2 separate regions of the Homo sapiens genome follow, and region 1 is linked to region 2. Evidence: chromatin loops called from intact Hi-C (ENCODE). Cell type or tissue: heart left ventricle. All regions are shown on one strand. Each heading gives the region's core, and the rest is flanking DNA. Links, peaks and the distances in the headings are about the cores only. Region 1 has its middle 20 kb from the start of ADCY7. Region 2 holds the start of LOC124903785 (small nucleolar RNA U13).

Region 1 (15,853 bases), core at 4,250-12,249, 110 kb after region 2:
GTTGAATTTATTCCTAAGTATTTTTTCGCGTGGCTATTGTGAATGGGATTATCTTCTTGATTTCTTTTTCAGATAGTTAGCTAACATACAGAAACATGACTGATTTTTGTGTGTTGACTTTACAGCTTCACTGTGTTAGTTTATTAGTTCTAACAGTTATTTGGTGATTGTGTGTTTTTTAAGCATCTTATCTTTTAGTAACATAGACTACCATTCTCACAGATGAAGTGACAGGGTGCCTGGAGGGGGCTGTGTGTGGGAGGAGAGGCAGCTCCCAGAGGCCATGGGCTGGAGCCTGCGGAAGCGGAGGCAGGGGTGCGTGGAGTGGCGTGCTGGTGGGCTGCCCTGTCTGCTGCTGTGTCTGTTGGCTTGTTCATAATGAAACGTCAAAACCTTGTCACTGAAAGCACTCTGGGATCTGCCATCTCCTCCATGTCTCACACAGCGAAGGGGTCGTTTTTAGCCCCTTCCTACAGATGAGGATCATGTGGTCTTGAGAGGGAAGGTAACTCCCCCGAGGTCTCAGGGTCAGAAACACAGACCCAGCCTCAACCCTGCTCCTGACTGGAGAGAGACAGACAGAGAGAGACAGAGACAGACAGATAGACAGACACACAGAGAAAGGCAGTTAGAGACAGACAAGGACAAAGACAGAGACACACACAAGTTCTTCCTGAGGTCCCCTCCTGCTGGAAGCAAAGGAGGCTCCAGGCTCTGGCCTCCAGTCCCCACCAGCATGTAGCAGCAGACACCACCGCCTCCACCCCCACCTCAACCCACCTCACCACAGGAGCTTAAAGGCTTCCAGTGCCAGCCTGGGCGGCGTCATTAGAACACACTCCTGGCAAAGCCCTCCCCCCGGAGCCCCTCCCTGTCTCATCCTCTGACCACAAAAGAGTGGGCAGTGGAAAGCGCTCAGTGCCCAAGACCTCCACACTCCCAGACGTGGTCCCACCACAAACCTGGGTCCAGCCTGAGGGCACCACAAAGGTAAGAAACGGACCCATTTTTGGCTGGGTGCGGTGGCTCACACCTATAATTCCAGCATTTTGGGAGGCCACGGCAGGGGTGGATCATTTGAGGCCAGGAGTTTGAGACCAGCCTGGGCAACATGGTGAAACCATGTCTCTACTAAAAACACAAAAATTAGTCGGGCATGGTGGCACACATCTGTAAATCCCAGCTACTCAGGAAGCTGAGACAGGAGAATCATCTGAACCCAGGAGGCGGAGGCTGCAGTGAGACGAGATTGCGCCACAGCACTCCAGCCTGGACGACAGAGCAAGACTCCATCTCAGAAAAAAGAAAGAAAAGAAAAAGAAATGGACTCGTTTTAATTTACCCTAAAGAAACAGTCCCACTACATGCAAGGACTTAGCTACGGGCTGTTTAGTGCAGCTCTCTAACTGCGAAAATGCTGGAAACAACCGAAATGTCTGCAACAGGGGACAGAGAAAATCGTGCAGGGCACCTCCTGTGTCAAAGGCTGGGCTGCTGATGTCTGTAACACTTTAACCTCCCTGACCCCCAACTCCACACCCAAAGCCTGGGGCAGACAGAACTCCCCTTAGAGGACAATAAAGAAAGTTGTAATGCTCAACTTTTTTTCTTGTAATATGTTGAAAAAAGAAAAGAAGTCTGGAAGAATATACACCAATATGTTAATGGGTTACTTCGAGTTCCAATTCTATTAAGAAGTTTTTTCCCCACCTTATTACTTATATTTTCTGATTTTTCATTACCTAAATGTGAATTGTTTCTGTACTTTAAAAAATGAAAACCATTTAAAAATAAGAAACGAGCTTTTTCCTCCTCCTGGGAATGGAGCCCAGAGCCTTAGCCCAGGAGGCAGAAACTCTGGCTTCTAGTCCCAGCATTGCTATTGCTTGGTCATGGGACCTCTGAGGGTCACTTCACCTCTCTGAGCCTCAGTTTCCCCATCTGTTGAACACCAAACTCACCAAGGTGAGCTCCTGCCATCGTCACTGAGCCTGTCCCCTCCTCTGTGAGATGATGACCTTAAGGCACAGCTACGAAGGCACACAAACAATGCCTACCCAGGCACACAAACAATGCCTACCCAGGCACACAAACAATGCCTGCCCAGGCACACAAACAATGCCTACCCAGTGGCTGCCTCCACCCCACACCCTGGGTCATGCCTATTGCCAGCCTTTGCTCAACCCATTCCTGCTGGCCCCGAAGCCAGGCTGGCGGGGGACCAGTGGCATTAGAAGCCAAGCACTGGAATGAAACCATCATGTCAATCATGTGTGCAGAGCTCAGCCCTGCTCAACACTGACAAGTCCCATTCCTCCTGCTTCCACCCACCCTCCAGGAAGGTGGTCTAGCCCCATCTCACATAGGAAGAACCAGAGGCTCGGCACAGAGAAAGGACTGCCTGCCTACATACACCCAAAAAGGAAAAAAAACAGCAGCCCGGGGGCTCCTCCTGCACCGTCCTCAAGGCGTGGTCAGCGAGCCACCCCGCACCCCTTCTTCAGGGCCAGGCACACATTTGAGGCTGCAGGAGGGATGGACAGAGGCCTGGGACTGTGACAGGAGAGCAGGCTGGAGCCCCAAAGCTTCAGCTCCTCTTCCTCCTCGCCTGAAGCCCCCAGCCATTGCCCACACACACCAGGTGCTCAAATACTGGCTGAGTCAAGGCAGTGCAATGCTATGCCCTCTGCGTGGGGGAGCAGGCCGGGGAAGGGGAGAACCCAAGCTTTGTGGCCCAGCACCCTGCGATCACTTCCTAGGACAGTGAACTGGGAGCCCCCGGAGGCCAGGCGGGGACAATGACAGGCAAGGCTGGCTGGCTAGGTGGGGACTGGGGCACACTGGAGGCCCGAGCTCTGGGTGAGGCGCCACCCTGCCGAGCTTCCACCGGTAGCTGCCATGCAGCAACGTGGCCAGGGGTACAGGCCTTCTAAGTTGGCAAAAGAAACTAGAAATCTAGGCTTTATGTAAAAATCTTGTGGTTTTCAAATGTTGATGATTAATTCAAAATAAACTTTAAGCACTTCTGCAGTCCTCCTCCCACGGCCCTGGCCTCTGCGGTGTCCTGAGCAAGCCACTTCACCTCTCTGGGCTTCAACTGTGTCATCTGTAAAGTGGAGAAACAAGGCCTGCCCCTCAGGATCATGGCAACAGGAGATGGGACACACGTTGCCCATACTAAAGATAACAAAAAGCGGCAGCAACAATAACAGCTAATGCTCGATGAGTGCCAGAGGCTGTTTTAAGTACCGGGAAGTAATGTCATTTCATCACACCACAATCTCATAAGACAGGCTTTTTTTTCTTTTTCTTTCTTTTTTTTTTTAAATCAGGGTCTCGCTCTATCACCCAAACTAGTGGGCAGTAGAGTGATCATAGCTCATTGCAGCCTCAAATTCCTGGGCTCAAGTGATCCTCCTGCCTCAGCCTCTGGAGTAGCTGGGACCACAGGCGTGTGCCACCACACCTGGCAATTTTTTTTTTCTTTTTTTGGGAAGAAACAGAATCTTGCTATGTTGCTCAAGCTAGTCTCAGACTCCTGGCCTAAAGCGTTCCTCCTACCTTGGCCTCCCAAAGTGCTGGGATTACAGGTGTAAGCCACCTCACCTGGCAAGACAGGCATTTTTTAAAGCTGTATTTTGAAATACTTTCAAAAAACTTTCAGAAGTGATAAGTACAAAGAATTCTATACTTTTTAATCCAGATTTGCCTATTTGTACAATTTTGCCTCATTCTATATCTATACATTTACCCTGTGCCTCTTTAGCCTTGCAAATTTCCAAAGATCAAGGGCTCATATAAACAGTTATCAGATCATTTAATGTTGATACAATACTTTAATCTACAGCCCATACCCAATTTTATCAACCATCCCACTGATGTGCTTTATACCTTTTTTCCCACCATATGCTCACATACTGCATTTTTAAAATTTGTTTTAAAATTGTTTATTTTTAAAAATAGAGACAGAGTTTCACCACATTGTCCAAGCTGGTCTCACACTCCTGATCCACCCACCTCAACCTCCCAAAGTGCTAGGATTAAATATGTGAGCTACTGCACCTGGCCACATACTGCATTTTAGGTTTTTTTTTTTTTTTTTTTTTTTGAGATAGAGTCTTGCTTTGTCCCCCAGGCTGGAGTGCAGTGTCGTGATCTCGGCTCACTGCAACCTCCGCCTCCCGGGTTCAAGCGATTCTCCTGCCTCAGCCTCCCAAGTAGCTGGGACTACAGGCACAAGCCACCATGCCCAGCTAATTTTTTGTATTTTTAGGAAAGATGGTGTTTCAACATGTTGGCCAGGCTGGTCACGAACTCCTGAGCTCAAGTGATCCGCCCGCCTCGGCCTCCCAGTGTGCTGGAATTACAGGCGTGAGCCACCCCACCCGGCCAATTCATTTTGTTGTCACCTCTCTTCAGTGTCCTTTAACCTGGAGGTTAAATCCTTGGCCTTTGAGATAAGCACTCTTACTGTCCGCATTGTATAAGTGAGAAACTGAAGGCTCAGAGGGGTTGAAGCACTTGCCCAAAGTCACACAGCTACCAAACATTGAGCTGGGACTCAAGCCCAGGGGACTCTCTTTAGAGCTTGTGCTGCTCTTGTCCTCCAGGCCCAAGAGCTTCCAAAGAAAGACCTTTGTTGTTAACTGAACAGGGGCTCCCTCTGCAAACAGCTGCTCAAGGCACCTCACTCAGCAGGTGGTCATTAATTGAAGGAGCACCCTCCTGTGCACACATGGGCTGGGCCGCAGGCTGCCCGCTCCCCACACCTGGCAATGGCCCTGGCCAGATGCCCACCACCTCCCCCAGCAGGGCCCCACATAGCCATTTCCAGAGAAAGAATGTGCTTACCTGCAGAGGAGCCTCCCCACCTCCTGGCAAACTGGGCGATAACGAGGGCCTTAGAGGGCTGGGGCCAGGAGTGCCTGCCATGTTCTCCCCTTACAGTATAGTCGAGGCCCAAATGTCCAGGTCCAAAAGGCAGAGCCTGAAGTCATAATCACCTGCAGGCCACATCCCTAACCCACAGACCAGGGCTCAGGGGGAACCCATGAGGTCAACTGTCTAAGAGGGGCCTGAGTACTTTGGTTTTGTTGTTGTTGTTGTTGTTGTTGTTGTTTTAGACGGAGTCTTGCTCTGTCGCCCAGAGCAAGCTGGAGTGCAGTGGCGCTAACTCGGCTCACTGCAACTTCTGCCTCCTGAGTTCAAGCAATTCTCATGCCTCAGCCTCCCAAGTAGCTGGGACTACAGGCACACACCACCATGCCTGGCTAATTTTTGTATTTTTAGTAGAGACGGGGTTTCATCATGTTGGCCAGGCTGGTCTCAAACTCCTGACTTCAAGCAATCTGCCTGCCTCAGCCTCCTAAAGAGCTAGAATTACAGGTGTGAGCCGCTGCGCCAGGCCAGAGCCTGAGTACTTGCTAAGACACACAATAGGACCATGCTGGAAGGCTTACAGGAAGAAGGCACAGCAAAGGGCAAGGCCTGGGAGGTGGGAGTGGTGCAGGCTCTTACGCAGAGAGCAGAAAGCACTCAAGGGGGCCACACACAGTCTGCAGTATCTGGGAAGAGGAGGCAGGACCCAGATAGCTTCCCAACCGCCATGAGCCACAGATCCCAGCAGACACACAGCGGAAGAGGTGACATGAAGCTCTGCCACCGACCAAAAGGGTATCGTCCACCTGAGTCCCAGGCCGTTCTGTTAGGCTGTGAGGCTATTGTGTACTGAAATACCTCAAAATCCTGGAACCTCACCACGTGATATCCTGTCAAATTCAGAAACTGGCATCAGCCTCCAGACCTCATCTTGCAAACCCAATTCTAAGATTCAGATGCAGCAGAACTGCTCTTGAAAATTTACCAGAGCAAACACAAAGGGAATAAAGTTTTGCTTTTCTTCCTCATTGCCGACAATTTTGAAAACACAGAAAGCACGACTAAATAAGAAAATGATCTGTCCACGAACTCCCCCAAAGATACCCTAAATTTTTATACAGGGTATCTGTAAAAAGTAACGGCCCCTGCCTACCCTTCAATGCGCAAAAGCACAGCCTAGCCTGCCTGCAGTGTGAGTGTTTGGCGTCAAAGTGCATCCACTTGGTCTCCCCTACTGGCCATGGCAGGGCCCATGCCTAACTCAGCTCTCTGCCTCCTGCCCAGACACAGGCCACCCCTTGCTGGATTCAGCAGGGATGGGGAGGAGGGGACATAGGCCCCTCTCCATCAGCAACATTCCTTTGTGCCCATCAAGAAGGGGGCTCCAAGAGGTGGGGGTCAGGAGCAAAGCCCCAGGGCTCTTCTGGGTATGGGGTACGAACAGGAAGAGGGAGAGGTGGGCGGGGCAAGGGCAGGGAATGTGTGCTGCCCGTGGTCGGGCACTCACCAGGCCCACTTGATTCTGCATTTAGGGATGGAGCTCAGGCTCGCTGATGTGGACCCAAACCAGCTCCACCAAGAACACATGAGAACAGCCCGGCTCCTTGCTACCAGACCTGTGAGGACCTCCGCTTTCTCATCTGCAAATGGGACTGGTCGTTTGGGTCCTGCCTAACTTATGATTAAAGATACAAGGGATACGCAGGGGCTTTGTAAGGGCCTGGGAAATTGGAGGGCTCCCTGGGAGGGCTCAGCAGCCTCAGCTCTCCCTGCTCTCCTCTGTAAAAAGCCCAAAAGTACCCACTCTTTTAAGCCCAAGGGCACTTAGGGCCTGTGTGGCTGCTGAGGGAAGAGGACCCAGCACCTGGGGATCCCGAACGAGCAGAGGAGAGGCAGCTTTAGAACACCTGGTCCTGCGAAGCCAGGCTCCCAGCCACAGAAGACTGCTTCAGATGGAAAAGAAACTGAATCATAAAATCAGGAGTCAAAAAGAAAGAAAGAAAGAAAGGCTGGGCACAGTGGCTCACACCTGTAATCTCAGCACTTTGGGAGGCTGACGCAGGAGGATCACTTGAGCCCGGGAGTTCAAGACTAGCCTGGACAACATAGTGAGACCATGCGTCCACCAAAAAAAAAAAAAAAAAAAATTACTAAATTAGCCAGGCGTGGTGGCGCACACCTGTAATCCCAGCTGCTACTCGGGAGGCTGAGGTGGGAGGATCACCTGAGCCTGGGAGGTGGAGGTTGCCGTAAGCCATGATTGTGCCACTGCACTTCAGCCTGGAGGACAGAGCAAGGCCCTGTTTCAAGAAAAAAAAAATCCTGCCTCCGCATATGGACCCAACTCACCATGCAGGGTTCTCACCTCTGCTCCCCAGGCCCAGTCAGCCACTCCTGTGGGGTCCCCCCATAGACCTGGAGTCTGACCCCTCCCCACAGCCTGTCCCCAGCTCCACAGCCCACAAACTCCCTTCTACAAGGGCACCTGCCCACGTTTGAAGGCATTCACTGAACCTGAGAACCCCCTCCTCTCAGGGCCCAAAGCCCCTGCCTAAGTCCCCACAGCTGTAGCCTCACCCGGAGTTCACTACAGTCCTGTTGGTCATGCATTCATTCATTCATTCATTCATTCATTCAATCTCTGGAGCATCACTCTGGACCAGGCCCGAGGGGGCTTCAGCCGACCACACAGGGTATCCTGTTCCTCATTTTAAGGGCTCTACTTCTGTCCACGGCGCCCACGTGGTCATTTCCAGCTTCAGCTCTGGGACTCAGAAAGGAGTTCCTGGCCTTTGAGGGAGGGGACCTGAGACATAAACCAGTAAAGGGAACAACTCCAATCCATGGAGAGGCTCCAGCCTCTCTCCCCTACCCGGGGTCGGCTCCCATTGTCACTTCCTCATGTGCAAGGCATCTGGGTTTCCCGGTTGGGGTCCGAGGCAGGGGCCGGGCCTGGCTCACTCTCCCCTGGACCCTGGTCCCCTTTGGCCACCGAGGGGTCCTGCTCGCTGCTGGCTCCGGCGGGAGCGCTGCAGACCCACAGCCCGGTCCTGCGCCCACAGAGGCTGCTACCCTGTGCAGTGTTTGCTTCCAACAGGCCCCGCCGCCCCGAGCCAGCCCCCTTCTGTGCCCTAAGCCAGTCGGGCTCCACCACAGGGGTCTGGGGCCGGGCGGCCTCCCTCGAGTCTCAGTCTTGTTATCGGAAAGCGGGCGCCAGCTGGGGCAGCGTCTGGGAAGCGTCTCCTGGCCGTGCCTAAGGGAGGAGGTCGTGGCCCGAGGGAGGGGTCTCGGAGCATTTCCGACCCACCCGGGCAGGAGCCGCCACCGCCGGGCACCCGCGAGGCCGGGGAAGGGCGGGCCGGGAGAGGGGCCACCCGCCCGCCTGTGTGGGGACCGCGCGGAGAGGGGCAGCGGCCACGGGCACCCCCGACCCCGGGCGCATCCCCGGCCCGCCCGCCGCGCTCCCCCGCGCCCCGCGCTCACCTGCTGCGCGCTCCCGCTCCACCGCCGCCCGAGTGGCCGCCCCAGTGGCAGCGGGCTGGCCCGGCACTCACCGCGGGCGGGGAAGGAGGAGCGGCCGCAGGCGCCCCCCGCTGGCCGCGTGTCCCAGGCCTGGGGCGCGGGGGCGGGAGCCGGGGCGGGGGGCTGGGGGCTGGGGGGCGCCCAGGAGGCCGCGTCCACCCTGCAAGCGCAGCTGTCCCCGCCCCGCCCCACCCCACCCCACCCCACCCCAGCTCCCCTAGAACCGTGGGAAAGGCGCTGCCGCGGGAGGGAGCGGCCGGGCAAGCTCGGGGCGCCGCAGGAAGGAAAGGCGTCCCAGCAGGACCTTCTCCAGGTACCGCGCGCACGTGCTGGGGAGCGCCAGGCCGGCCCCACCCCCAGAGGGAAACACTTTCTAGCAAACTCTTCCAGTGTTTCTGCCCCAGGCCTCCCCTCCCCCTGCAGGAGCGCCCGTGTTTCTGGAAGGATCCACAGACGGCGGGCCAGTGCCCTCCTCCCAAGCCGGGGGAGCTTTGGTCCCGCCTTACGTCTCACTCAGGCCTTAACCTCCTATGGCAGGGCTCAGGGGCGGGAGATGACAGCGACCACCCCTGTAGGTGTCCTCAGAAAGTAGGTGTTGTAACCTCGTTGTGATCCCTGCAACCCAGGGTGGGGCCCCAGTGTTGGCAGAAAAAAAATCTGCTCTGTTTCCAAGAAACTCAGACAGGGTGAGCAAGAAAGCCTCCTGTGAGTCACCCTGGGAGGGGCAGAGGAGGTCGTCCGCAGGAGTAATCAAGTCTACGAGGGCATTTCTCACTCGCAGACCCCCATGAATCCCGCCCTTTCCCACTGGTCTAAAGCTCCCTGGTACCCAGGAATTGGGGGTTCCCACTTCACTGAGAGGGGTTACAGAAGCACCTGTTATGCCGATTTCTCAGGTCCGACCCCCAAGGCCCTAGCAGGTCTTCATAGAAAGGGCCAGAGAGTCTGTAGTTTAACAAGCACGGAGGAAATCTATGACAAACAGGTAGCAGAAACGCTGATCTACTGGGAACCTATGGTGGAATCCTGGAGCCTGCTACCCCGGCTCACCCTAGAGGGGAGAGATCTTGGTGTGGGAGGGCGTTGCCCCCCGCGGTGGGCCTGGAACCCAGCCTCAGGCCACCCACGTTGAAACCATGCTGAGAAATCAGATGGCCGAGGCTGGAAGGTGGAGCCTCTGATTTCCACTCCAGATGGCCACAGAGAGGTCCCACCTGAGACTTACATCCCAGCAGCAGCAAGCCCTCTCGGCTTCCCGCGCTGGTCAGGCAGCTCCTCTGGGCTCGTGCAGCCCCCGGGCATCAAGCATGGTGGCATTTGGCTCTCTGGGCCGGTGCGACTCCACTACTCATCGGCCTCCCCGTGGAGGGCCCTGGCCGGGTCACTGCAGCATCCTGAGGGCTCACCCGGGAAGATCTGAGCAGCTGGGGCCTCCCTGCGCCGGTAATGGGAATCCCGGCAGCAGTGAAGAAAGGTAATAGGATCATCAGCAGAGCCAGCTTCCGAAAGCACCGCCCACCCCCGGCAGCCCCACCCCTTTAGCAGAACCTTGAAAACGAAGAAACCCACCTGTTTCCCCAAGGCCTTCAGAACAGCCAGTGCCTCAGGGTCACGGTGACCTCTGCCAAGGTCAGCCCTGGAAAGAGAGAGGGGAGCGGAGCCAGCTATGGAGGGAGGGTCCTGCTGGGACCCACACTCAGTGCTCTCCAAGCCAGGAGCCCTCAGCCCTTTCCGGTGTGTGGAACAGTGCTATGACTTCCCAGCCCGTCATCTGTGTGTCATCTTCACGCAAATCTATGAGCAAGTCTCCTGACAGCAGACAGGAAAACAGAGCTGGAGAAAGTGAGTTATACACCGTGCCTGCATAACTGCTCCCATCAGAACCTTCGGGACATATCCATCATCCCCATGGTCCTCATCGCCACTGTGGACCTGTCAGCGGGATCACCCCGTTGGATACTCAGTCCTCAATAGGGGATTCTCAAATGGTAACCAGCAACGGACTCACCCAGAGGTCTGGTGAAGGCACACATGGCTGGGCTCCACTCAGTTTCGAATTCAGCAGAACTGGGTCCGTACTGAGACTTAACTTCTGTCTCACTCCCAGGTTACGCTGATGCTGCTGGTCCTTGGCAGACTGGGTAGCAAGGCTCTAAGGCACTGGATTCCAAATAAGGCTGGAGTCCCATTCCCAGAGATTCTGGTCCTTGGGTGGGTCTGGGAATATGCAGTATTTTTAAAATCCAGGTGAGTTTAATTTGTGACAAGGATGGCACTTCAAATCAGAAAGGAAAAGGAATGGCGCCTTTTTTTTTTTTAAAGCCACAGCTGGATAAACTGGTGGCACGTGGCTGTGGTCCCAGCTACTTGGGAGGCTGAGGCAGGAGGATCGCTTGAGCCCAGGAGGTGGAGGCTGCAGTGAGTGGTGATCGCACCACTGCACCCTAGCCTGGGCAACATAGCGAGACATGGGCACACAGAACCACATCTGGTTATTTTGTTTGTTTGTAGAGACAGGGTCTCACTATGTTATCCAGGCTGGTCTCAAACTCCTGGGCACAAGTGATCCTCTTGCCTCAGCCTCCAAAGTGCTGGGTGGGATTAGAGGCATGAGTCACCTGCACCTGGCCTAAAAATTTTTTTTAATAAAAATTCGTTTAATTTTTATTTAAAAAAAATTTTACACCAGCAGTGGCATGAGCTTGTAGTCCTACCTATTGGGAGGCCAAGGCAGGAGAATCGTTTGAGCCCAGGAGTTTGAGACCAGCCTGGGCAACATAACAAGATCCCTGTCTTTTTAAAAAAACAAACAAAAACTAATAGAGGAAAGATATTTGTGTTTGAAAATGAAACCTATAAGAGAAAATACGTTAGTAATTTTGGAGTGGAGAAGTATGCATGGGAAATTGAATGCACACGGAAGAGCTGCTGTTGAAAGTTGCATGTCTCTGTCCAGATGAGGAAGTCTCCAGATGTCCACATCTAATGTGTTTGTGATTTTAATGATTTATTTATTCATTGAGACAGAGTGTTGCTCTGTCTCCCAGGCTGGAGTGCAGTGGCGCAATCTCAGCTCACCGCAACCTCCACCTCCCGGGTTCAAGCGATTTTCCTGCCTCAGCCTCCCAAGTAGCTGGGACTACAGGCGCCCACCACCACGCCCAGCTAATTTTCGTTATTTTTAGTAGAGACAGGATTTCACCATGTTGGCCATGCTGGTCTCGAACTCCTGACCTCAAATGATCCATCCACCTTGGCCTCCCAAAGTGCTGGGATTACAGCCATGAGCCACCACACCCAGCCGTGTTTATGATTTTAATTATCCACTGTGTTGATAAGCTCCAGAACGCAGTGACCTGGGGTCCCTCCTAACTTATGAGTGCCCAGTGCCCACTGCTCCAGGGCACTCTGCATGTGTTGCCCGAGTCACTTTCTGTGGTGGGCAAGAGTTTGGGGCTTTATTTCACTTGTGCAACGAGAAGATTTAAAAATTTAAAATCAACCACAACAGAAGCTAACAGTCATGTATTTCGGCCACCTTAATCCTGCCCTTCACCAGGCAATGAGAACAACAGCCAAGTAGGAGAATATAAAAGTTTCCTGAGCGGTGCCTGTCCTTTCAGTCCTTTTACAGCCTCCTGATGCATCACTACGCAGAGCGTGGCGTTAGCCTCCTCAGCCAGATGGTCCTTGCTGCCTGTCCCCGAGGAAGGAAGAGCTCCCTGCTTTCCCACACTTCCTCCAGTGGTGCTCGCCACAGGACAGAAGCTCAGTGAGTGCCTAAGCACAGGCAATACTGCTCATGAGGTTTTTTTTTTTTTTTTTTTTTGAGACAGAGTCTCTCTGTTGCCCAGGCTGGAATGCTGTGGTACGATCTTGGCTCACTGCAACCTCCACCTCCCTGGGTTCAAGCGATTCTCCTGCCTCAGCCTCCGGAGTAACTGGGATTACAGATGTCCGCCACCACCCCTGGCTGATATTTGTAGTTTTAGTAGAAATGGGTTTTCACCATGTTGGCCAGTCTGGTCTCCAACTCCTGACCTCAGGTGATCCACCCACCTTGGCCTCCCAAAGTGCTGGGATTACAGGTGTGAGGCCCCGCGCTCAACCATAATTTCTAATTAGAAAAGGGAAGAAGGCCAGGTGGCTCATGCCTGTAATCCCAATACTTTGGGAGACTGAGGCGGGCAGATCACTTGAGGCCAGGAGTTCAAGACCAGCCTGGCCAACATGGTGAAACCCCATCTCGGCTAAAAAAAAAAAAAAAAAAATACAAAAATTAGCCGGGTGTGGTGGTGCATGCCCGTAATCCCAGCTACTCAGGAGGCTGAGGCAGGAGAATTGCTTCAACCCAGGAGGTAGAGGTTGCAGTGAGCTGAAATTATGCCACTGCACTCCAGCCTGGGCAACAGAGTGAAACTCCATCTCAAAAGAAAAAAAAAAAAAGAAAATTTAAGAAGCAGCTAAGAGTGCCAGTCCTTCCCCTACCCCAGCAGGAACCGGTAAGCCTTTTCTCTGGAAGAAGGTAAAATAGACAGTCTCTGAATTGGGGAACACCAAGCCCAGCTGTGGGCAGGGCTACCCAACTGAAAACAGGAAAACTTTAAAGGCAAATTCACATGGAAGGCTGGGACACACGCCTCCCCCCACCTCACACTAGCCCTCTTCCACCCTCAGCTCCCAGGATGTTGGTGGCCCAGAGCCTTACCCCCAGGCTGGAGGAATTCTTTGGGGAACCCCACAGCCTGCTAATTCTTACAGAAGCACACCACTGACTTAGCCATATTGATTGACAGAGCTTCCCCCCAGCTCTTAAATATGTGCAGGTAACCAGGAATCACCAGAAATCCATGGACAGCCTCAACCCCACAGAGAGTCCAAAACAACAAATGAGAAAAAAGCTAACAGGGACTATGCAGGTAGACAACAACCTAACAAAATGATACCATTCATATCCTCAGAGATTCCAAACCTATATTGTAACTAGGAAACAAAATTGGATACTATTTTTTTTAACAAGGAACATCTGGGGCCAAGAAAAGGACTTGGAAAGTAAAAACATGATAACAGAAATTTAAAAACAACAGAAAGTTTGGAAGTGGAACAAAAAGTCAGAGATGGAAAATAGAGAAGAAAAGCTAAAATGAGAGGATCAGTTCAGGAGATGCAATACCTGAATAGTTATGGAGTTCCTGAGAAAACAGAAAGGAGGGGAAAAAATAATTCCAGAAGTTTCCCAGGACTGAAGGACATGCAGTACCACATCAGATGCCCCATCACATCAAGTTCCCAGTGCAGTAGATGAAAACAGACTCGCCTAACTTTCATAATAGTGACATTTCAGAACACAAAGAGGAGATCCCAAAAGTTTCAAAAAGAAAGGTTACAACTAGCTTTAGACTTCTCACAACAACGCTGGGAGTGATGAAGCAATGTTTTCAAATTCTGGAGGAAAGATGTTTTCAACTCAGGATTCTATATCCAGCCAAGCTAACAATTGAGTGTAAATGAAGAACAAAAATATTTTCGGATGTCTACTGCCTGCACGCTTCCAGAAAGCTACTGGGGGATGAGCACCAATGAAAGGAAACAGTTTATCAAGAAAGAGGGAAACATAAGACACATAGGAGAGGAGCTGCCCCATGGGATGCATGGAAGAAAAGCGTCATTTAGGATGAAGTTTGTGTGCTGGGCACAGCTGGCCAGAAACTCCAGGACAAGTGCCTCTGAGAAGATGACAGTGATAAAATACCTTATGTGCTAAGCATTTGGAGGGGCTTAGAACATTGGCATAGTTTAGGGGGAATTAGTAAACAACATGGAAAAGAAAAACTCAGGAAAAACAAAAAGAACTTGCACGGAAAAAGAAATATTACACAGTTCAGGCTGGGCACAGTGGCTCACACCTGTAATCCCAGCACTTTGGGAGGCCAAGGCGGGTGGATCACTTGAGGCCAGGAGTTTGAGGCCAGCCTGGCCAATATAGTGAAACCCCATCTCTACTAAAAATACAAAAATTAGCTGGGCATGGTGGTACATGCCTGTAATCCCAGCTACTCAGGAGGCTGAGGAGGGAGAATTGCTTGAATCCAGGAGGCGGAGGTTGCAGTGAGCTGAGATCACCCTGCTGCACTCCCACCTGGGCGACAGAGCAAGATTCTGTCTCAAAAAAAAAAAACCAAAAAACAAAAAACAAAAAAAATCAGACAGTGAGGCAGGGAGGATCACTAGGGCCCAGGAGGTTGAGGTTGCAGTGAGCCTTGATTGCACCACTGCAGTCTAGCCTGGGCAACAGAGCAAGACCCTGCCTCAAAAAAAATTTAAAATGATAAATAAAGAAATATTACACAGCTCAGTTGATAAGAACAGCCCTTACACAGTCACTATAATGTGAACACTGACTATTGAGCTAAACGAAATTCATTTTAACTCTATTGGGAGGCTAGGGCACAGAAGCAGTTCAGGGGTGGCAGGAAGTCAACACAATTTCAAGAACTAAAAATCAAGAATCAAGACGTGGCAATAGAGGTCTATTATTTAGAGACATGGAGGTAAACACAGCACCTCAGAAAAACACAAAAAGTTGGAAATAGCTGCCTTAGAAAAGGGGGAAAGTAGAAGGAGGGATGGGGGACAAAGTGCTTGTAGTCCCAGCTGCTTGGGAGACTGAGGTGGGAGGATGGCTTGGGCCCAGGATCTCCAGACTATAGTGTGCTATGATAGCACCTATGAATAGCCACTGAACTGCAGCCTGGGCAAGACAGCCAGACTTATCTATTTAAAAAAAATAAAATAAAACACTATTTGTGTTTAAACTGTGACAAAACTGGTGCCCTAGTCCTATCCACCTGCTTTCACCTGTCTTGGCAGGGCCCAGCCCACCTCCCCAGCACCTCTGCAGCCCTCCCTGTGCCCTGCCGTGTTGCTTAAGCACCTGTCTCAACAGGCTTCCCTGTGCCACCTGCTAACCTCACATCTCCCTGCAGAGACATCTTAGGCACTGATGTCTGGCACGTGAAAGCACAATTTTCTTAAATTGGACTCTTAAAAACAAAGATGTGTGGCGTAACCCACCTTGTGACTATTTTGAAGGGTGCTGTGGAAAGCCACATTCCCGAGGCCACCTGTTGAGTGATTTAAGTACCAAAGTGGTTTACAATCTAAATTGAGCAATAACTCTTTTGAAAATTGATACACCATTTAAATAAGCCACTTGCTACTTTTAATAACTCTCTCCTTTCCTTTTAATGTTGACATTAAACATTAAGGCATTTTTACCTCTAGTCTCAGCTGTGCGTTGGATGGTTCCTCTTCAACAAAATTTTACTCTCACATTTTCAAATAGTAGTTACTTGCTTTAACACACACATGCACTTGCACACACATACATAATTATATATTGTCAATTTACAATACAAGAAAAAAGGTCTTCTGCAACACACACACACAAATT
Region 2 (8,000 bases), core at 1-8,000:
ATTTAATAAGTGACATTCACAACAAGATTCTGCAACATACTCTGAATTATGAAAAAGAAAATGTAAAGGTTGGAATCAGAATTTTAGGTGGAGAGAGACCTGTAGAGATCACAGCCTTGTGTTGTACAGATGGGAAACTGAGACTAAAACAGTGGGGTAACTTGTTAAAAGTCATATGCTGGTGAACTAGAAGCTAGATCTCCTGATTCTCAGTCTGGAAATAACATGCTATGATATCTCTATTCAGTTTAGGGTAGTTTCCAAGCATATGTTTTTATATTCTTTTTTTCTTTTGGACTCCCTAGCCCCAAAGACTTTTTGCTTTACTGAATGATAAAGTGGTTACGGTAGACCAGGATAACTAGGTAAAGATACTAGGTAGGGGTAGTTCAGAAACATACCCTCCTTTGGTACTTTTTCCACTTGGCTAGTTTATGATTGACCATCTTATCAACTCTGTAAGATAAATAATAACAGTTAAATCTCCATCTTGCATGTGGTAAAGAGGTCTGATGAGAGTAAATGAATTGCCTAAGGTCACAGAGTGGTTTTTTACTTTATTCTTTTTGTTCTTTTTTTTTTTTTTTTGAGACAGGATCTGGCTCTGTTGCCCAGGCTAGAGTGCAGTGGTGCAATCTCGACTTACCGCAACCTCCACCTCCTGGGCTCAAGCCATGCTCCTACCTCAGCCTCCCAAGTAGCTGGGACTCCAGGTGCACACCAAAACTCCTGGATTTCGCTATGTTGCCTAGGCTGGCCTCGAACTCCTGAGCTCAAGTGATCCACCCACCTCGGCCTCCCAAAGTTCTGGGATGACAGGGGTGAGCCACCGCATCCAGCCAGCAGAGTGTTTTAAGGATGAAGCTGGACTCTTAGAGCATAGGTTAGCAAGTTGGCCAACAGTTTTTGTAAATAAATTTTTATTGAAACACAACCAAATTAATTCATTTACATTTTATCTGTGGTGGTTTTCATACTACAACACATACTATAATACAAAAGCAGAGTTTAGTAGTTGTGACAGAACTTAATGGGCCACAAAGCCTAAATGTTTACAGTTTGGCCGTTTTGGGTTTTTGTTTTGTTTTGATTTGTTTTGTTTTTGAGACAGAGTCTTGTTCTGTCGCCCAGGCTGGAGTGCAGTGATGCGTTCTTGGCTCACTGCAACCTCTACCTACGGGTTCAAGCGATTCTCCTGCCTCAGCCTCCCAAGTAGCTGGGATTACAGGCGTGCACCACCACCCGCAGCGGATTTTTGTATTTTTAGTAGAGATGGAGTTTCGCTTTGTTGGCCAGGCTGGTCTCAAACTCCCGGCCTCAAGTGGTACACCTGCCTCAGCCTCCCAAAGCTCTGGGATTACAGGCACGAGCCACTGCACTTGGCCCAGTTTGGTCGTTGACCAAAAAGTTTGCTGGCCCCAGTTCTAGACTCTTGGCACTGGCACTGGATGAGTTTTTTCTACCTGGGAGAATGCATACTGCCTCTCAAGCTGTCCTTTCTTCACAGGTCACATTTAATAGGAAGGAATCTGTGTCTCTGTGGCTGTTATTTCATAGAATGGATCTTCTAAACTTGCCAGCCTACCAAGATCCATACCAGTATTTCTGGACGAAGGATTTAAAATTTTCCAAAGTTAAGAATTACTGCAACAGAATATGTTGTGAGGTGGTAAAAATACATTAACCAACTAACAGTGGTAGCTGGGATCAAGCATGAGTTCAGTTTATAACTGCTCTCTGGAACTTTTAAAACAACCATATATTCTGTATTAGGTGCTTTGGATTCTGAAAATAGAGTGCAGAGCTCTAGATCAGTGATTCTCAAAGTGTGGTCCCTGTACCAGCAACACCCACATGGCCTGGAAACTTGTTAGAAAGTACAAATTCTCTGTCTCTACCCCATACCTGCAGATCAGTAATTCTAGGGACAAGGCCCAGCCATCTGTGTTTTTAATGAGACCTTCAGGTGATTCTAATGCACACTAAAGCTTGCGAACCACAAGAATTTTTGTTTCTTGCAAAATAAAATTTTTGTTTCTTGCAAAATCCTAAATAATCCTGATGCTGCCAGTCTGGTGACCATGCTTTGAGAACCATTGCTGTAGATACTAGAAATAAAAAATAGGGCATAGGCCAAGAAAATAGCTTTTTGAGTCCATAAGATCCTGTTGAGAATCTTGATTTTGATGAGCATAAAATGGGCATTGTTGGACAATTTTACTTCAGAATTTAAATTTTAAGAATGCAGAGTACAGAGAATAATAAAACTACCATCTTGATACCAACCATCCAGCTTTAACAGATCTCAACATTTAGCCATATATATATGTGTGTGTGTGTGTGTATATATATATATATATTTTTTTTTTCCCCTAAGGAAAGAAGAGGGCAGACAGAGATCCCTTATACCCTTTCAGAGTCCCATTTCTGTCTTTCCTTCTGATAGAACCACTGTACTGAATTTGGTGTATATCACATGCATGTTTTTATAATTACAAGTTCTGCATACATCTGTAAACAATGTATGCTTACACATTTTCATACATAGCTTGTAACAGTAATTGTTCTGCAACTTTTCTTCAGACATTGTTTCTGAATGTTATCCATGTTGATACAATACAATTTTAGCTCATTTACATTACCTGTTATGTAAATATGACACAATTTATTAATCTATTTTCCTTTTAATAGGCATTGGATTATTCCTATTTTTTACTATTTTAAACAATGCTGCAGTAATCTCTTACAAGTCTCCATGTAGACCATACGACAGGAAATTTCTCTGGTATATGCACAGAGAGTAGCAGTTGAGAAGTAGGTTAAAGGCTTTGCTAGCTTTGCTAGATATTGCTAATTGCTCTGCTAAGGATTGTTCCTATTCACCCAATTGCAAGGTATGAAAATCCCATTTCTCTACATTTTTATCAAAACTTGACATTTCAGACAAATGTTGCCAAAGAGAGGCGAAATGCCTTCTAGTTTTTAAATCTATAATTACCCAAGTTCTAGGGAGCTTGAGCTAGTTCTCATGTTCTCAACATTTCACATTTCTTATTCTGTGAGTTACCTGTGATATCACTTATCTATTTCTTTTTTGGATTTTTTGCCTTTTTGCATAGATTTATAGATGCTCTTCATGGAATCCTTAATGTTTTATAAGTTGTGTTTCAAGTACTTTATCTCAGTCTATCGTTAGATTTTTAACTTGGTTCATGGATTTTGTTGAGGTACCAAAATTTATCAACTTAATATCAAATTTATCAAGGTTTTCCTTTAAAATTTATTCATTTTATATCTTTTTAAGAAAGTCTTTTTCTACTCTTGGGTCTTAAAGATGCTTTTCTTTTATCTGAAGTTCTGAAGCTTTGCTTTGTACATTTAAGTCTTTATCTGGAATTCACTTTTGTGTATGGCATGAAGTAGAGCTCAAATTCTATTTTCTCTTTTCAGGTAACAGTTGTCTCAGCACCACCCTTTTGTCATTGACTTATAATGTCACCTCTGTGATATACTAAGATTATTCTATGTACATGGGTCTGTTTCTGGGCTCTGATCTCTTCTGTTGGCTTATTTGTCTGTGTGTCAGACCCACATTGTCTTATTATCACGTTATACAAATAATATCTGGTAAGACGTATCATCTTACTCTGACCTTTTTCAAAACTATTGTGTTCTTAATCGTTCACTCTTCGAGGTAAATTAATGCAATTGGCTTGTTGAATTCCATGGAAATTTTTGTTTTTAAATTTCGATTGGCATTACATCGAATGTATTGATAACTTGAGAGAGGATTGACTCTGAATTCATGAACATAGTATATCTCCTTTATTCAGGCCTTCTGTGACCTTCAGTAATGTTTCACAGTTTTTCCCAAAAGGTTTTGGGTATCTTTTATTAGATTTATTTCTATATACACTATGTTGCTTTTTTGGATAGTATTGTTTTTCTAACTGGTTATTTCTGGCATAGAGACCCCCTTTGTTTTTTCCTTCGTGAACGTATTATTCTCTCCTTTTCCAGTAGATGGCAGTAAAGTACATTGAGCTTGTTATTAAGAATATTTTCTTTACAATGATGTCTTTTTACCCCTTAAAATGATTTATGTATTTAAAGATATTGGTTCTGAAATATTTCTAAATTATCTCCCTTTGTTCCATTTAGGAGGATAAAAAGAAGCGAGATCGAGACCGGGTGGAGAATGAGGCAGAAAAAGATCTCCAGTGTCACGCCCCTGTGAGATTAGACTTGCCTCCTGAGAAGCCTCTCACAAGCTCTTTAGCCAAACAAGAAGGTTGGAATAACTCTGAATTAACTATCCTGAATGAGGAGGCTGAAATCATTATAGCTCAGGAAAATGGTGGGGTTTTAGCTTCTAAGTTGGAGCTTTGTGATTGAATTTTTAAGTTTTTTCTCTCAAACTGCATAAGAGCTTTAAATTAGCTTCAATTTTGGATTAATACTCTCAAACTTCAATATATTTTTAAGATAAATGGAATTTCTGTATGAGATATTTAATAATGGTTGTAGAAAATGATCTAGTAAATAATACTCTCTAGAATACTCCTTTTTAAAATACCCTTTTCCCTTCTTCTTTGCTTTAGAAGTAGAACAGACACCCCTTCAAGAAGCTTTGAATCAACTGATGAGACAATTGCAGAGGTAAATGTTTTTCCAATATTTTTATAACATAGAAATTAAAATGGTAGATGTGTAGGATCCAAACCACATTTGTGCCTAACTCCAAACATACGTGATTTTAAAGTGAATGATAAATATTTTGCCTGGCAGCAGAAGTACTCCAAGAGGCTAGGCTAACTTTTAGATATTCTTTATTTGGTTTGTTTCCCTGGCAACTTGAAGGGTGTTACATAATACTTTTAATGACAAATTTCTGTCTCTAAAGTAATTTCTGATGTTAAAACTTTAAGCCAGGAATAAACAATACAGATATTTCCACTTTGCTAATAGATGGAAATACCTTCTATGTATTTGTACAATGCTTATCATGCCACAAATGTTTAGCAATTATTAAGTATGGGAGAAAAAATAAAACACCATAAATAGGAATTATGGCCTTCTTTTAAATGCAGAAATTGGTTCTAAAAATTTCAGTGCCTAGATTAAGCTACTGTTGAGTTCTTAAAAGGGAAAAGAATAACTCAATCTTTATTAAAATATTTATTTTGGGCCGGGTGTGGTGGCTCACGCCTGTAGTCCCAGCACTTTGGGAGGCCGAGGCGGGCAGATCACGAGGTCAGGAGATTGAGACCATCCTGGCTAACATGGTGAAACCCCATCTGTACTTAAAAAAAAAAAAAAAAAAATTGCCAGGCATGGTGATGGGCGCCTGTAGTCCCAGCTACTTGGGAGGCTGAGGCAGGAGAATGGTGTGAACCCAGGAGATGGAGCTTGCAGTGAGCCGAGATTGCACCACTGCACTCCAGCCTGGGCAACAGAGCAAGATTCCGTCTCAAAAAATAAATAAATAAATAAATAAAATATATTTATTTTGATATCTCTCTACTCAGAGTTTAAATTTTCAGCTCAAAGATATTTCCATTATTTGCAAAGGGTTTATGGTTGTAGATCATACATTTTTACAGTGGACTTTCTTTCATTGTATTGAACTTAAGTCAACCCAGAACACATTGTAAATAATTTTTCTCTAATGTAATCTGTATTCAATGCCTGTTCAGGTTTGCAGTTAAGATCAGAAGTTAACCGAGTATAGTAGCTCACACCTGTAATCCCAACACTTTGGGAGGCTGAGGTGGGAGGATCAGTTGAGGCCAGGAGTTTAAGACCAGCCTGGGCAACATAGTGAGACCCCATCTCTACAAAAAAATAAAAATTATCCTAGTGTGGTTGCACACACCTGTAGTCCCAGCTCCAGAGACTGAGGTGGAAGGATCACTTGAGCCCAAGAGGTTGAGGCTACAGTGAGCTGTGATAGCACCATTGCACTCCAGCCTGGGCAACAGAATGAGATCTTTTCTAAAAAAAAAAAAAAAAGAACTTACTGATCTCTCTTCTTTTTTGGTGTTTGAGAAAAATTACATCTAGTCTTTATATTTAAATAACTTGTTCATTACTTCACTACTTGTCCGAAAGGAGTGAATAGGTATTGGGTATTCCATTGCAATTTACAAGGTGTGACTGTAAAATGTCATGGCTGCCTTAGAGTTTTTCTTGCAACGTAAGGCCAGAATGTAGGTTAATGATGTCACCTTAAAAGAAATGACTTAATTAAAAGAAGACATTCAAATGGCCAACAGGTATATGAAAAAATGCTCACCATCACTAATAATCAGAGAAATGCAAGTCAAAATCACCTCACCCCAATTAGAATGCCTGTTATCAAAAGACAAAAAAAAAAAAAAAACAAAGCTGGCAAGAATGTGGTAGAGAAAGGGAAATTGTATATACTGTTGGTGGAAATGTAAATTAGTATAGCCATTATGGACAACAAGTTCCTTAAAAAATTAAAAATAGAACTACCATATGATCCAGCAATTCAGCTACTGGGTATATATCCAAAGGTAATGAAATCAGTATGTCCAGGAGATACCTGTACTCTTGTGTTAATTGCAGTGCTATTCATAGTAGCCAAGATGGAATCAGTCTAAGTGCCCATCAATGGATGAATGCATTTTTTAAAATGTGGTATGTATACACAATGGAGTATTATTCCACCATTAAAAAGAATGAAATACTATCATTTGTAACAACATGGATGAACCTAGAGGACATCATGTTAAATAAGCCAAACACAGAAGAACAAATACTGCACGATCCTTTTGTAGTTCATAAGTGTAATGATTGGGTTTTCATGTTCCTTTGTGAGATATACCGCCCTCAAACTTTGTTACAACATCAGCACATTACCCATCTGATGTGAAGACAGAAAATATGGTGAGGGCACAAATATGACATCATCTCACTCATGTGGGATCTTAAAAAGTTGATTCATAGAAGTAGAGAGTAGAACAGTGGTTACCAGAGGCAAGGGAAAGGTAGAGGTTGGTCAGCAGGTACAGAATTACAGTTAGATGGGAGGAATAAGCTCTGGTCTTCTGTTGCACAGTAAGGTGACAGCAGTCCACAACCATTTATTATATACATCAGAATAGCTAAAAGAAAGGATTTTGAATGTTCTTATTCCAAAGAAATAACAAGTGTTTGGGGTGATAAATATGCTAATTACCTTGATTTGATTATTACACCTTATACATACATACATACATACATACAAGGATACACCGAAGTATCCTTGTATATATGTATGTTAGTATATATGTGTCGAAACATCACACTGTACCCTCTAAATATGTGCAATTATTATATGTCAATTAGAAACAAAGTCTTAATGAAAAAACACTTCAGGAAGTATTTCTTAGTCTAAAGACATTGGGAATTAGAACCCAGAGCCACACTGTTTTGATTAGTTTTAGTGATTGGATGATTCTTCATCCTTACCAGGAGCTAAGCCTGGTTTAAAAAATAAAAAATCTAGTTGATCAAGTTTGATAATAGCATTTTTGGTCAAAACTAGATGGGGCTCTGTATTAAAATGACTGACCTAGGAGTTAGATAATTTCCTCCAAAGGGTAGCTGCAGGAGGCCACCCAGGGGTGAATGCTGCCGTTACGGTAACTCCTGTGGACAGCGCACATTTTGATGTATGGGTCCTGACTATGTATTTTTGCTTGTTGTCATTTTTTAGTCTCACTGCTTAGGCATCCTGCTGTGAAAAACAAAGGCAGATTCACATAGACCTGAGTCAGATTTCTACTCTTTTATTTAATGCATGACTCAGGATAGATAATTTCAACCTCACTGAGCCTCAGTATCCTCCGGTAGTGGAGGATACCACCACTTTGATGGCTTTTGTGAGGATTCGATATAAAATATGTCAAGTGCCTACCACTGGGACTAGCAACATGGTAAATATGTTTTTAAAGAAGTTGTTATTTTTTAAACCATATTTTTACTGTTATTCT

What was found. A loop is a pair of places that touch in the nucleus more often than their neighbours do. Peaks named below come from ENCODE experiments on the same cell type or tissue, not always from the same donor. Only the 100,000 strongest peaks of a DNase experiment are listed, where the experiment ranks them.
Region 1: a loop joins it to region 2, with 2.5 times the contacts of the local background. A loop is called at or near these places in 36 of 110 quality-filtered maps.

Annotation. Positions count from the first base shown.
Region 1 is chr16:50,238,712-50,254,564 of GRCh38, reverse strand. It overlaps a transcript of ADCY7 not described here. Among named protein-coding and RNA genes, the nearest start is that of ADCY7, 20 kb to the left of the region's middle. RefSeq lists enhancers at 1-381, 7,389-8,100, 8,814-9,525, 9,526-10,238 and silencers at 7,879-7,938, 8,019-8,258, 8,279-8,538. In heart left ventricle, for the core only: a CTCF peak has its summit at 8,491 (motif pointing left); DNase peaks (open chromatin) are centred at 8,044, 8,383 and 8,799; H3K4me3 peaks cover 1,976 bases; H3K27me3 peaks cover 2,103 bases.
Region 2 is chr16:50,351,084-50,359,083 of GRCh38, reverse strand. BRD7 (bromodomain containing 7) reads left to right here. Exons shown (of 17, transcript NM_013263.5): 3 at 4,162-4,291; 4 at 4,602-4,659. It overlaps LOC124903785 (small nucleolar RNA U13), which reads left to right and starts at 6,792; the gene lies at 6,792-6,895. In heart left ventricle, for the core only: a CTCF peak has its summit at 4,017 (motif pointing right); no DNase peak of the experiment used is centred there; H3K27ac peaks cover 383 bases.